Regions from separate parts of the Homo sapiens genome. Here regions 2, 3 and 4 are each linked to region 1. The links are chromatin contacts, found by Hi-C or POLR2A ChIA-PET in ENCODE. All regions are on one chromosome and are shown on one strand. The core of a region is the stretch at or near the end of the contact, and the rest is flanking DNA. Distances in the headings are between cores, read along the strand shown. Region 1 holds the start of E4F1 (E4F transcription factor 1). Region 2 holds the start of CRAMP1 (cramped chromatin regulator 1). Region 3 holds the start of FLYWCH2 (FLYWCH family member 2). Region 4 holds the start of THOC6 (THO complex subunit 6).

Region 1 (3,002 bases), core at 278-2,777:
ATAAAAAAATTAGCCGGGTGTGGTGGCAGTTGCCTGTAGTCCCAGCTACTCAGGAGGCTGAGGCAGGAGAATCGCTTGAACCTGGGAGGCGGAGATTGCAGTGAACCAAGATCGTGCCGTTGCATTCTAGCCTAGGTGACAGAGCGAGACTCCATCTCAAAAAACAAAAACAGGCCGGGCGCGGTGGCTCATGCTTGTAATCCCAGCACTTTGGGAGGCCGAGGCGGGCAGATCGTGAGGTCAAGAGCTTGAGACCATCTAGGCCAACATGGTGAAACCCTGTCTCTACTAAAAATACAAAAATTAGCTGGCCATGGTGGTGCACTCCTGTAGTCCCAGCTACTCGGGAGGCTGAGGCAGGACAATCATTTGAACCCAGGAGGCGGAGGCTGCAGTGAGATCGCGCCATTGCACTCCAGCCTAGGTGATAGAGTGAGACTCTGTCTCAAAAACAAACACCCCAAACAAACAAAAACCAAAAACAACCCCCATCTCCAAAACCAAAAATTCAACGTGGCTGGGAGTCGTGGCTCACGCCTGTCATCCTAGCACTTTGGGAGGCCGAAATGGGAAAATGGTTTGAGGCTAGGAGTTTGAGACCAGCCTAGTCTAAACAGCAAGACCCTGTCTCTATTTAAAATACATAATGCAAATAAATTTTAAAAAATTTAAAAAGTGGCTGGGCACGGTGGCTCACGCCTGTAATCCCAGCACTTTGGGAGGCCGAGGCGGGCGGATCACGAGGTCAGGAGATCGAGACCATCCTGGCTATCACGGTGAAACCCCGTCTCTACTAAAAATACAAAAAATTAGCCTGGCGTGGTGGCGGACACCTGTAGTCCCAGCTACTCAGGAGGCTGAGGCAGGAGAATGGCGTGAACCCGGGAGGCAGAGCTTGCAGTGAGCCGAGATCGCGCCACTGCACTCCAGCCTGGGCGATAGAAAGAGACTCCGTCTCAAAAAAGAAAGAAAAAAAAATTAAAAGTATATAAAAGAATAAAACAGCTTCGCAGAGCTACCCATGAGCCATCCCCGACCCGTGTTCTTTTCCCGTGACCCGGGTAACCATCTTGGGAGGCTCTAACACCCTAGGCGGTCAGTGGGCAGCAGGCACCACACCCCTGGTTGGAGCTGTGGCGGCTTCCCAGCAGCAGCCGCGGGCGGGGCGACCTGTCCTTAGGTACGGAAGCGCTGGGGCGCGGCTGCCTAGCAGCCGCCAGTCCGCTCGCCCCTCGCGTTCTCTGGCTCTCAAATCCGAGTGCAGCCTCGAACATAGGTCCTTCTGCCGCCCCGCCCCCTGGCTGGCAATCTGCTCCACCGTAACCACGCCCTCCCCACAGTCCCGCCCCATCTTCGCTCTCAGCGCGCCCGGCCCCGCCTCTGCCCTTTAAGGCCACACCGCTATCCAGGCCCGGCTCCCCGCCTGTCCGTCAATCCGCTCCGGTTCTGCCCCGCCCTCCTCTTGCCGTTCCCTCACGCTGGCCTCGGCGCGGCCCGTTGTTATGACGACATGGTCGTAAATCCGCCATCTTCCTGCGGCGCGTTGCGACATGGAGGGCGCGATGGCAGTGCGGGTGACGGCCGCTCATACGGCAGAAGCCCAGGCCGAAGCCGGGCGGGAAGCGGGCGAGGGTGCAGTTGCGGCGGTGGCGGCGGCCTTGGCCCCCAGCGGCTTCCTCGGCCTCCCGGCGCCCTTCAGCGAGGAAGGTAACCGGGCCGACCCGGAGGGTGCGGCCGGGGTGCGGGCAGTTCATCCCGGGCTGGCAGAGGCCCGGATGGCCCGAGCTGCGGGCTCGACCGACCCTCCCAGACCCAGACACCTCGCGGATCTCGCGGGACCCTCACAGCCCTCCACGAAACCCCCAGGTTTGCTGCGACCCTCACGGGCCTCTCCTGCGGGGCGCCTGTCATCCCCCCTCTCTGGTGTGCGTCCACAAGTGCTCGCGGGTTGCTGAGCCCCCGGGCGCCCGGTGTAGACATTCGCAGACGCCGGCGTCCCGGCCCTTCTCTGCCTCCGATGCCTGAGCCTGGCCCTCCCCTCCTCTGGGCCCCTTCCTCCTGCACCTGATGGGCGTCTAGGGCCCTGTTGGTGGTTCCAAGAGGGTGGGGCCTCGGTTTCTCCAGGATCTGGGCTCTGGGCCTGTCCGTAGGGAGGCAGCAGAGCCTAGTGCAAGAGGGCTGGTGCACTGCAGCCAGCCTGTGGCCCCTTCCAGTCCCACACTTGCCGCTTTCTAGTTCTTTGATCCTGGGTAGGTGACCCTACCTCTGTGAACCTCTATTTCCCCTACAGAATGGGGCGGCGGCTTCTGCCAGTAATGTAACAAGCCCTTATCCTGCTTTAGGTTTTTTCATTCTCAAACCAGTCCTGACAGGTGGATGTTATTGTTATTCTCATTTTGGGGATGAGGAAAATCGAAGGTTGGAGACCTGAAAGTGACCGGGTGGGCTGGGTGCGGTGGCTCACGCCTGTAATCCCAGCACTTTGGGAGGTCGAGACGGGCGGGTCACGAGGTCAGGAGATGGAGACCATCCTGGCCAACATGGTGAAACCCGTCTCTACTAAAAATACAAAAAAACAAAATTAGCCGGGCGTGGTGGCGGGCGCCTGTAGTGGGGAGGCTGAGGCGGAGAATGGCGTGAACTCGGGAGGTGGAGCTTGCGGTGAGCCGAGACCGCGCCACTGCACTCCAGCCTGGGCGGCAGAGCCGGACTCCGTCTCAAAAGAAAAGAAAATGACCAGGGTCACCCAGGTAGTTAAGTAGCAAGGGTTGGATTGGATCTCAGCACTGTGAAGGCCTTCACAGCCCCTTTAACTTCCGGGCTCTGCTGCCTCATAGAAGCATCATGGGAATTAAAATAAAGATTGTGGCCAGGCGCAGTGGCTCACGCCTGTAATCCCAGCACTTTGGGAGGCCAAGGTGGGTGGATCACCTGAGGTCAGGAGTTCGAGACCAGCCTGGCCAACATGGTGAAACCCCTTCTCTACTAAAAATACAAAAATT
Region 2 (3,326 bases), core at 554-3,053, 610 kb before region 1:
GGAGACGGGAGGGTCCCGACGCCCGCCACCGGTCACATCCTCGGCCCCAAACCCCGGCCTGGCTCCTAAGGACCTGGGTCGGCCGCCCTAGCCCTAAGGCCACTCACCTCTGCCAGGCCGCTGAGCCGCCGCGCGTTGCCGGGACAACGGCGCGCCAGGAACGCGGAAATAGCCGAAGGTGAGCGAGGCGGCCCCGAGGACTCCCGAAGCGCCCCGAGCGGCCGGAAAGAGCCGAAGGCGATCGGGCACGCACGTGCAGCTCCGAGGCCCGAGCGTCGGGGGCCAGGTTATTCCGCTCTGCAAGAGAGAAGCGGGACGAGCTTTTTCTAGGAGAGACGGCGGCGCAGGGCCGGCGTCTGGGTCCCCTTTGTGTGGAGGGCGCGCTGTCACAGCCCCGATCAACCGCGGCATCCTCCCCTCCTGGGCGTGTTCCCTTCCCGTGCATCCCGAGGCGGAGCCTTTCCAGCACGCGGCGGTCTCGGCCCAGGCCTTCCCTGGGCTCCGCTTTTCTAGTTTCGGAGCGGAGGGCGTGGGTCAAGCGTTTCTGGGAAAGTCGATGCGCTCGGCAGTGTCCTGAGGTGTTGGGTGACTGAGGGCCTGTTCCATCGCCGGGCCCCGGACTCCACAGAGCCAAGCGAGGCAGGGAGCGCCCCCAAGAAAGCAGCTGGCGGCCGGACGCGGGGCTCGCGCTTGGGCTTCCAGCTCTTGGGGGCTGGGGCGGGCGGATCGTTGGAGCCCAGGAGTTCGAGACCAGCCTTGGCAACAAGGCGAGATCCTGTCTCTAAAAAATTACAAAAATTAGCCGGGCGCGGTGGCGCCTCTAGTCTCGGCTACAGGAGGCTGAGGGAGGAGAATCGCCTGAGCCCCGGGAGGCGGAGACTGCAGCGAGCCGAGATCGGGCCACTGCACTCCAGCCTGGGCGACAGAGCGAGTCAAAAAAAAAAAAAAAGAAAAGAAAAAGAAACACTGGAATTTGAGCCGGGCGCGGTGGCTCACGCCTGCAAACCCAGTACTTTGGGAGGCTGAGACGAGCGGATCACTTGAGGTCAGGAGTTCGAGACTAGCTTGGCCAACATGGTGAAACCCCGTATGTACTAAAAACACACAAATTAGCGAGTATGGTGGCGCGCGCCTGTAATTCCAACTACTCGGGAGGCTGAGGCAGGAGAATCGCTTGAACCTGGGAGGCGGAGCTTGCAGTGAGCCAAGATTGCGCCACTGCACTCCAGCCTGGGCGACAGAGCGAAACTCCGTCTCAAAAAAAAAAAAAAAGAAAGAAAGAAACACTGGAATTTGAAAAACACCCCTCTGCTTTCTTGCTATGAAGAAAATGACCAAGTGCCCAGCGCCGCTCGGCTACGCTAACGTAGCGCAGAAGCACATACTCCACCCAGGAAAGGGTGCGCTTAACTGCCTCAGACGTGCTTCCACACTTCTCAGAACTCAGGTTCGCGCCCGATTCCACACTCCGAGCTACCACGCCGTTTTCTTCTCACGTATCCGTCAACACTGCTGCGGCCAATCACAGCACGGGCCCTGGCCTATTGGCTGTCTGTCCACCAATCCAAAGAGACGCACAGTCCGCAAGGTCGCGAGGCTGGCGTCACAACACTACTGGCGCCGCGGGCTCGCCCCCGACGCCCACCGGGCTCGTACGTGCGAGCGCGCCCGCCCAGCGCTAGCCAATGGGAGCGCCGTTTTGGGGAGACGGGCCCGAAGAAACATTGGGGGTGCTCGCCCCCGCGTTCGTCGCCCCGCCCCGCGCGCCCGCGCACCCCGGCCCCGCCCCCGCGCGCCGTCCGTGAGGTCCCCACCGGCCGCCGTAGCCGGAACTGCTGCTGAGGGCGGCGGGCCGGCTTCGCTAGGGTGAGTGGCGGCAGTATCTGCGTCCGCAGCCCCCGCAGCCGCGCGCCGGCCCGCGGAGGGGACGTGCCGGGGCTAGCGCCGCTCGACCAGTCGCTTCCGAGGCGGACGACCAGCCCGGCGTTGCGGCCTCCCTGCAGCCGGCGCTCGGGGGCCGGGGCTGCCCGGCCCGGCTGGTTCTGCGGGCACCCGGGGAGGCCCCGGGAAGCCAGGCTGCCGCCCGGCGTTGATGAAAAAGGTGACCAAGGCTGGGCGGCGGGGCTGTCATGGCGAGGCCCGGCCGGGGGGTCCTGTCGGGCGGCGCGGGAGAGCGCGGGGGGGGCGTCGCTTCCACAGCGCCCGGTACAGCCACAACTGGCCTCAGGGCGAGGAGGCTTCTGCGTCCCCATCCCGAGACGCGAGCCGGTGCGGAGCGGGACGGGGCTGGAGGAGACTGCGCCTCCGAGAAAAGTCCGGTCTCGTTGGAGGTTCTCGCGAAAAGGAGGCCATCCCCCTGCTTGTTGGCCCTTAGGGTAAAGTCTGGACGGCGTCGGTCCTTTCAGTGGCGAAAAGCGCTTCCCCGTGCTCGGTCGGCGTCTTGGGTGTGGAGCCCGGCGAGCGGGCGAGTTCACTCTGGTGGCCGAGTTTGTTTTGCTTGGGTCCCGGGTGGCCTGCGGGCGGACAGGTCCCTGGGCAGCGGGGTTCTCAGCCCGAGACGAGGTCTTTGGGGGTTTAGGTTTCTTGAGTGGAAAGAGGTGGGTTGAGGGGGAAGAGTGGGAAGTCTTGCCACGAAATCCCTTAAGTTGGGGTGTTTGTCGTGGGTGGTTTTGTTCTTTGGCAGAGTTTTTTTTAAAACTAGCATGAACTCGAGATTCCCTAGACCAATTCCGACAGGAGAAAACGGCCACGGATCCTTGTGTGATCTGCACCTCAGGGTGGGGGCATCATTGCGACTTTGAAGCCATTTCCCGATCTCTCGGAAAGAGAGGTCCTCGCCCGCGTCCCTGTATTTCGTGGTTGGTGTTGGTGCCTCGATCGTGTGTTCCTTTGAAGTGGAAATGCCCCCGTTCTCAACAGTTGAGTTGAACGCAGGGTCAGTATCTGCTGAGGAATCTAATCTTCAGCGTTTTTGCTTCCTCACACGTGCCCGTCCCGGACTGTTTCTGGGCTGCAGCTCTTGCTGTGTACCTGATTGTCTGAGTTTATTTTTGAGTGGCTCTGCTTTCTGGGCTGCAGCATTTTTAGTCACTGCACTTTGTTGTTGACATTTTACAGGGCGGTGGGTAGCAAAGTTGATGCAATAATTTTATTAATTGTTGCCAAGAGTTTTAACACCATTGTCTTCTACCGCTTCTTGCACCTGGACCCGGACATAACTGGGCTGTCACTTTCCCGGGTGGTTCCAACCTGTTCCATGCAACAGGCTCCTTTGTTGCAAAAGCATTTTTAACTAGTAAATCCCCGCAGCAGCTCACATTTCCCAC
Region 3 (2,975 bases), core at 233-2,732, 660 kb after region 1:
CATATACAAAGATATTTATAACATCATCAAGTTAAAAACAACCAGTAGTCTGTGAATGATTAATAGATAACAGCAAATAAATGCACAAAGGTAGCTGGGCACGGTGGCTCACTCTTGTAATCCCAGCACTTTAGGAAGCCGAGGCGGGTGGATCACCTGAGGTCAGAAGTTCAATACCAGCCTGGCCAACATGGTGAAACCCGTCTCTACTAAAAGTACAAAAATTAGCCGGGCGTGGTGGCGGGCGCCCGTAATCCCGGCTACTCAGTAGGCTGAGGCATGAGAATTGCTTGAACCCGGGAGGCAGAGGTTGCAGCGAGCCGAGATCACGCCACTGCACTCCAGCCTGAGCGACAGAGCGCAATTCTCGTTTCTAAAAAAAAAAAAAAAGCACAAAGGCCTTGAATGACACCAGACAATGCCCGGGGAGATAGGATAGTGGGATGGGGGCAGCGGGAGCCTTGGTAGCGGAGTCCACGGTGGGATTCAGAGACCTGCAGAGCCAGGGCCGGGAGGGGCAGGGCAGAGGAAGGGCGTGCAGCGACGCTGGCATTCGGACGTGAGAAGGCGGAAGGTGCGGGAGGCCCCAGAGGATCTCGACCTGGACCCTGGAGCCCTGGGGCGGTGGCACATTCAGCGGCCGCTTTAGAGCGAGGGGGGCGGGGCGCGGAGCCAGGCTTAGGGGGACCAAGGTGGCCGGGGTAGTGGGGGCGACCCCGCGGGGCTGGGAGAGCCGCGGTGAGCCTAGGGGGCTGTGCGGGGGCCGCTCTGGACGCTGCAGCCAAGTGTCCCAGGAAAGCAGCGCCCAGGGCCCCACAGCTCCCTGTGCCCGGACCCAGCCCAGTCCCACTGCAGTGGGTGGCTGGAGGATGGCGAGTGTCCCGGGCACCCCTTGGGCCGGGTGAACGTGGTTGGGCACGGAGAGGGCGGGGCCCGTGGGCACGGGTGGGCCCAATGGGCCAGGGCTGGACCAATAACGAGAAAGGATGAATGGACAGGGGCTGAACTACAGAGAGAGGGCGGGACTATTGGGCGAGGGCTGGACCAATGGGCAGGGGCTAAACTAATAGACGAGGGCTGGACCAATGGCGCGGATGAGGCTGCTGCGTCGTCAAGGATGCAGAGCTTAAAGCAAGGCAGTGGCTTCCATGAGCCTAAACACCTTCCCTCCGCACGCTCGGTATCGCGACGGGGGAGAGCAAAACCTTTAAACAAATGCTCCAGTTTTCCCCGCAGAGAGCCGGAGTCAAATCCGTGAGGAAGCCCGGGGGTCGCAGTGAAGCCCAACCCACTGGTGCTGGGATAACCTCGCCCGCAACCCGGATCCAGGCCGCAGGTCCCCCGAGGCTCCGCCCCTGACGGCGACACTCAATCCCGGGTGTCCCCGCCCCCTTACTGAATTTTGGCCCCGCCTCCGCCCTCCGATTGGCCGGACGCCAGCTCTACGCCGCACGGGCAAGACGCGGAGGAGCGGCCCCAGCCAGAAGACAGGGCACCCGCGGCCTTGCTGCGCATGCTCGCGCTGTGACCCCGGCTTGAGGTAACAGCGCGAGCTGAGGCTGGGGCCCTTGGCGCGGAGGCTGAGGGACCCGCCGCGGCGCTGTCGCCGGAGAGGGAGGGCACCGCTGTCGTCGGTGAGGACGGGCCCTGGCGGGCGGGGAGGGTCCTGCGTCCTCGGCATGGACGAGTCCCCGGCCCGGCTCTCTCGGGGGTCCCGAGGGCTGCGGGTGCTGAGGAGGGGTCCGCGTCCTGGTGCTCAGGCCGCCTCCTGTGGGGTCTCCCGCGATTCCCTCTTTGCCTCTCGCCCCTCCTTCCCCACCCCCTCCAGTCCCTTGTCCAAAGCCTCAACACCCCCACACGAAGGAGGTCCGCACTCGCCCGCCGGTCCCTGGCCGTGTCCGCCGCGCCCAGCGCTGCCTTCCCGGCACCCCCCAACCCCCGCCGGCCTCGTCCCACGGTTGCAGCTCGGGAGGTCCCTGCAGGGACGGCAGCGAGTTGGAGGCGTGAGATACTGGGGCGGGGGAGACACTCGGGGCCTCAGGGTGTGGGTATTCTTGAGAGAGGAGAGAGCCGGGGAGCTGGGACCATTTGGGCGCAGCCCAGCCCGCGTTTGATGCCAATTGCATTGGGTAAAGGAGTGAAATAAAGATTCTGAGCCCTGGTGATTAGGGGAAGGAGCTGCCATGGCTGAAATTGCCATGGTGGGGAAGCTCCGCGCTGCACACCTTAGAGTAGCAGTTCTTGGCCTTCTTGGGGCAGGGGTCACTGCCGGTTTTTTAAATCTCCCTGTGAGGACGTGTACTGCACACCTTAGTGTCCCGTCATCCTGTCGGGGTCAATAACAGCCCCGCTGTGGACTGCGTGGAGCAGTAATTATTGGGGAGCAGCTGTCCATATCGTCTGGGAACTTTTGCGATGACTTCACCCTTGCCTGTCATCTATTAACAGCCCCTGATAAATTCACCACTATTTCCGTTACGCAGATGAAACCTGCTGGGAGGGTAAGGGATTTGTCCTCGCGGCTGAGGATGCCGGTGCTGGTGGACATTAGTGATGTTTCTCCCCCGTGCGTATGAAGATGATTCTGTGGGTCCACCATGAGGCACCAGGCAGGGGTCCTGTCGTCCAGAACATCGTCAGTGAGGGATTGAACCTTGTATTAGTTTCCTGTTGCTGTCCTAACAAATAAGGTGGCTTAAAGCAACACAGGCCGGGCGCGGTGGTTCACGCCTGTAATCCTAGCACTTTGGGAGGCCGAGGCAGGCAGATCACAAGGTCAGGAGATAGAGACCATTCTGACTAACATGGTGAAACCCCGTCTCTACTAAAAAAAAAAAAAAAAAAATACAAAAATTAGTCGGGGCCGGCGCGGTGGCTCACGCCTGTAATCCCAGCACTTTGGGAGGCCAAGGAGGGTGGATCACCTGAGGTCGGGAGTTCGAGACCAGCCTGACCAACATGGAGAAACCCCGTCT
Region 4 (3,360 bases), core at 65-2,564, 800 kb after region 1:
CAGTGTCCTCTGTTGAGGGAAGGTCTTGGTGCCCAGATGCCTACTCTGCAGGAGAGGGAGGAACCTTGTCCCTTTGCGGGAGTCGCTGGTCTCTTCTGTTGTGGGGAAGAAGGAAGGTGGGAGGGGCACTGTCCACCAGCACTCAGAGCTCCATTATGTCCCCAGCTGGGGTTGCAGGGTAGGGGGGACTGGGGGTGTCCCCCAGCCTCAGCAGACGGAGGGCCTCAGGGATGAGGCTGCCAGGATAGCGCCAGAGAAGCAGCTCAGAGCAAGGGCTCCTAGAAGAGGAAATGACTGTCAGGGCATGGAGCTGAGGCTGGCCTAGCTGAGCACCTCCCACCAGGTCCAGGTCCCCAGGGGCTCCTGGGTTCCCAGCACTTTCCAAAGAGCCAAGATGGGAAACAACCCAGAGGTCAGCTAGAGCTAAAAATGGCACGATGAGGCAGGGCCTGAGGTCAGCTGTGAGGACCGCCTGTGATTCTGCAGAAGGCCTGGCCAGTGGAGGAACCTACCTGAGTGGGGGCAGGGCTGGGGAGAAGGTCATGGGGGGGCTGCAGTAGGGGTGGTCATTGTGCAGGCTGAGTTGAGAGAAGTGGGTGGCCATGTTCTCCTCAGACAGAAACTGCTTGCGCAGAGGCTCCCTGGGGAGAGATGGCAGAGAGGCAGGCTGGGATACTGACACAGGAGGCAGCCTGTTGGGGACCAGAGGTGACAGAGATCTTGTTGGGAGTCCCTCCCTGCCCCCAAACTCACTGCTCCTCCTCCAGGCGCCGCTTGGTGCTCATGGGCACAGCTCCTCGGAGAGGGGAGCTGGGAAAAAAAGAGAGCCTGGTGCACCCCACCCTCTTGGCCCCTTCCCAAGGATCTGCCCGCCTAAGCCTGCAGCATCAGCCAGGAGCCCCAAGCCCATTCCTGTCTCAGCTGGTGCCGGTCCCCGCTCTCCTGGACCATCCAGCAGGGTACCTCGGAAGTCTCGACCCTCAGCCGCAGCCCCAGTCCCATCTCAGCTCACGCCTAAGCCCCGCCGATTCGCCCCACCCCGTATTCATCCTGCAGACCAGTCCTGAGCACCCAGCCAAAGCTCCTGCGGCCCTTGGTCAGGCCCACCCTGGTCCCCTACACGCACCTGGCGTCCAGGCCCCAAGTCACCCCCAAGGCGGCCCGCGGGAGGCGCTGGGCCCCTCCCTGGGGGCCTCGCTGCAAGGGCTGCTGCAGGATCATTGGGTTTTGGGGTCCTGCGGGTGGGATCTGGGCGACAGGGGAGGAGTCTCTGAGGGCGTGGCCAAGAGAGGATGGGCGTGGCTTTAGGCGGGCACAGCCGCGAGGTTCTGCGCGGGCGCGGAAGACGGGCGGCGCGTGGCGGAAGGCAGGCTTGCTCCTCGGGGTGGGGGAGGGTATCCGGCTTAAGGGGGCTGCGGTGGACACCACTTCTTAATGTCGGGGGTCTTCGCGGCGCTCACCTCGGCTCCTAGGGTTCGGGACGGTACGCACCAGCCACCTTCGCGCCGAAGGCGGTAGGGCGCCACGGAGAGGAACCGCTCTAGGCACGTAAGGCCTCGTGAGGTTGCGTCGCGCGCGGAGCACTCTGGGACTTGTAGTTCTGGAGATGGAGCGAGCTGTGCCGCTCGCGGTGCCTCTGGGTCAGGTGAGACGGACGTGGTGCGCGTTGCCTTCTGGGGTTTGTAGTTCACGCATGGCTGGGACGGGGCGGGCAGGGAATCGTGCCCTGAGCCCTGTTTTGCCTGGGCTATTTGTGGGACTCAGACTCTGACCAGGGGGGCGGGATAGTAACCCAGAAGTGCTTCAGGGGCTTAACGCAAGTCAGAGAGTAGGAATTATAAATCAGTACGTTTTTCTATGTTGGGGTAGTAGAGGTACTTTTTTTTTTTTTTTAATTTTCTAGTTCTTGCAAAGCACTTTTTTTTTTTTTTTGAGACAGAGTCTCACTCTGTCACCTAGGCTAGAGTGCAGTGGCGCGATCTCAGCTCACTGCAACCTCCGCCTCCCAGGTTCAAGCGATTCTCCTGCCTCAGCCCTCCAAGTAGCTGGGACTATAGGCGTGTGCCACCATGCCCAGCTAATTTTCGTGTTTTTAGTAGAGACAGGGTTTCACCATGTTGACCAGGCTGGTCTCGAACTCCTGACCTCAGGTAATCTGCCTGCCTTGGCTTCTCAAAGTGCTAGGATTACAGGTGTGAGCCACCACGCCCGGCCAAATTTTTTTTTTTTTTTTTTTTTTGAGATGGAATTTCACTCTTGTTGCCCAAGCTGGAGTGCAGTGGCTCCATCTGGGTTCACCGCAACCTCCGCCTCCCAGATTCAAGCAATTCTCCTGCCTCAGCCTCCTGAGTAGCTGAGATTACAGGCATGCGCCACCACTCCCAGCTAATTTTGCATTTTTAGCAGAGACAGGGTTTCTCCATGTTGGTCAGGCTGGTCTTGAACTCCTGACCTCAGGTGGTCCACCTGCCTTGGCCTGCCAAAGTGCTGGGATTACAGGCGTGAGCCACTGCGCCCGGCCCCACATTTTTAAATTTTTTTTGAGACAGAGTCTCACTATGTTGCCCAGGCTGCTCTCAAACTCCTGGCCTCCCAGAGCGCTGGATTACAGGCATGAACCACCACACCCGGCTTAAGCACTGAGTGACAGCCCCATGTAAAGCTCTTGTCTATACACTAGCTCATCTAATTGTGATGGAATCTTCTGTGAGCTCCATTTGTCAGTTGAGGAAGCTGGCAGGAGAGGCCTGGGTGCTTGCTCAGAGGTCCCTGAGGCATCACCTCAACTCTCCCCTTCTTCAGTGTCTTCTTGGAGCCACCCATGGGACTGCATGGGCAGGTGCTGGCTTGGGGCGGGGCCGCCTCAAAAGAAGGCTGAGAAGTCAGGACAGTGGGAGGCCTGGCAGGTTTTGGGGGAAGCAGGGAGGAATCTGTGGATGGGAGGTTTCATACGTCCCAGGCAGGCCTCATCCAGTCTTTCCCTGCAGACAGAGGTGTTCCAGGCCTTGCAGCGGCTCCATATGACCATCTTCTCCCAGAGCGTCTCACCATGTGGGAAGTTTCTGGCGGCTGGCAACAATTACGGGCAGATTGCCATCTTCAGGTACCCTCTGCCGCTGTCCACCCATTAGCCCTGGCACTTGGCCCTCATGGGACGGATGCCCCCGTTTCTGACTCCTGGGTCCCCTCCGCTGTCCCTGCAGCTTGTCCTCTGCTTTGAGCTCAGAAGCCAAAGAGGAAAGTAAGAAGCCGGTGGTGACTTTCCAAGGTGGGTATACCTGTGGAGTCTGGCTTCAGGACTTTGGGTGGGATTGGCTCACTCAGTTCTGCATTTCTCTTTAGCCCATGATGGGCCCGTCT

Evidence for each region. Hi-C counts contacts between places; a loop is a spot of excess contacts on that map. ChIA-PET counts read pairs that join two places held with the same protein, here RNA polymerase II (POLR2A). Pooled maps may share reads with other maps.
Region 2: a pooled map shows a loop between it and region 1 (16-fold over the local background). The contact joins the promoter of CRAMP1 here to the promoter of E4F1 in region 1. A Hi-C loop is called at or near these places in 4 of 37 single-sample maps with no recorded cell type and 10 of 50 pooled maps.
Region 3: a map with no recorded cell type shows a loop between it and region 1 (13-fold over the local background). The contact joins the promoter of FLYWCH2 here to the promoter of E4F1 in region 1. A Hi-C loop is called at or near these places in 1 of 37 single-sample maps with no recorded cell type and 6 of 50 pooled maps. POLR2A ChIA-PET finds 5 or more read pairs at or near these places in 1 of 52 experiments (H1).
Region 4: a map with no recorded cell type shows a loop between it and region 1 (7-fold over the local background). The contact joins the promoter of THOC6 here to the promoter of E4F1 in region 1. A Hi-C loop is called at or near these places in 1 of 168 maps with a recorded cell type or tissue (ascending aorta), 1 of 37 single-sample maps with no recorded cell type and 10 of 50 pooled maps. POLR2A ChIA-PET finds 5 or more read pairs at or near these places in 2 of 52 experiments (Panc1 and WTC11).

What each region holds. Positions count from the first base shown.
Region 1 is chr16:2,222,064-2,225,065 of GRCh38, forward strand. E4F1 (E4F transcription factor 1) reads left to right here and starts at 1,528. Exons shown (of 14, transcript NM_004424.5): 1 at 1,528-1,707. The coding sequence starts at 1,551. RefSeq lists silencers at 1,223-1,362, 1,653-1,742 and enhancers at 1,423-1,592, 1,823-1,962.
Region 2 is chr16:1,610,557-1,613,882 of GRCh38, forward strand. CRAMP1 (cramped chromatin regulator 1) reads left to right here and starts at 1,804. Exons shown (of 21, transcript NM_020825.4): 1 at 1,804-2,101. It overlaps IFT140 (intraflagellar transport 140), which reads right to left and starts at 1,516. Exons shown (of 31, transcript NM_014714.4): 1 at 1,412-1,516; 2 at 108-297. RefSeq lists silencers at 1-222, 1,461-1,990, 2,011-2,130, 2,161-2,320 and enhancers at 1,251-1,310, 1,699-2,199, 2,200-2,700.
Region 3 is chr16:2,881,733-2,884,707 of GRCh38, forward strand. FLYWCH2 (FLYWCH family member 2) reads left to right here and starts at 1,483. Exons shown (of 4, transcript NM_138439.3): 1 at 1,483-1,634. RefSeq lists an enhancer at 400-900 and silencers at 629-1,098, 1,599-1,768, 1,859-1,918.
Region 4 is chr16:3,022,721-3,026,080 of GRCh38, forward strand. It overlaps THOC6 (THO complex subunit 6), which reads left to right and starts at 1,315. Exons shown (of 13, transcript NM_024339.5): 1 at 1,315-1,645; 2 at 2,988-3,103; 3 at 3,204-3,268; 4 at 3,343-3,360. The coding sequence starts at 1,607. It overlaps HCFC1R1 (host cell factor C1 regulator 1), which reads right to left and starts at 1,222. Exons shown (of 4, transcript NM_017885.4): 1 at 1,127-1,222; 2 at 754-810; 3 at 513-641; 4 at 1-278. The coding sequence starts at 1,221. The coding sequence ends at 143. RefSeq lists enhancers at 568-667, 650-1,294, 1,295-1,938, 1,328-1,637 and a silencer at 1,058-1,257.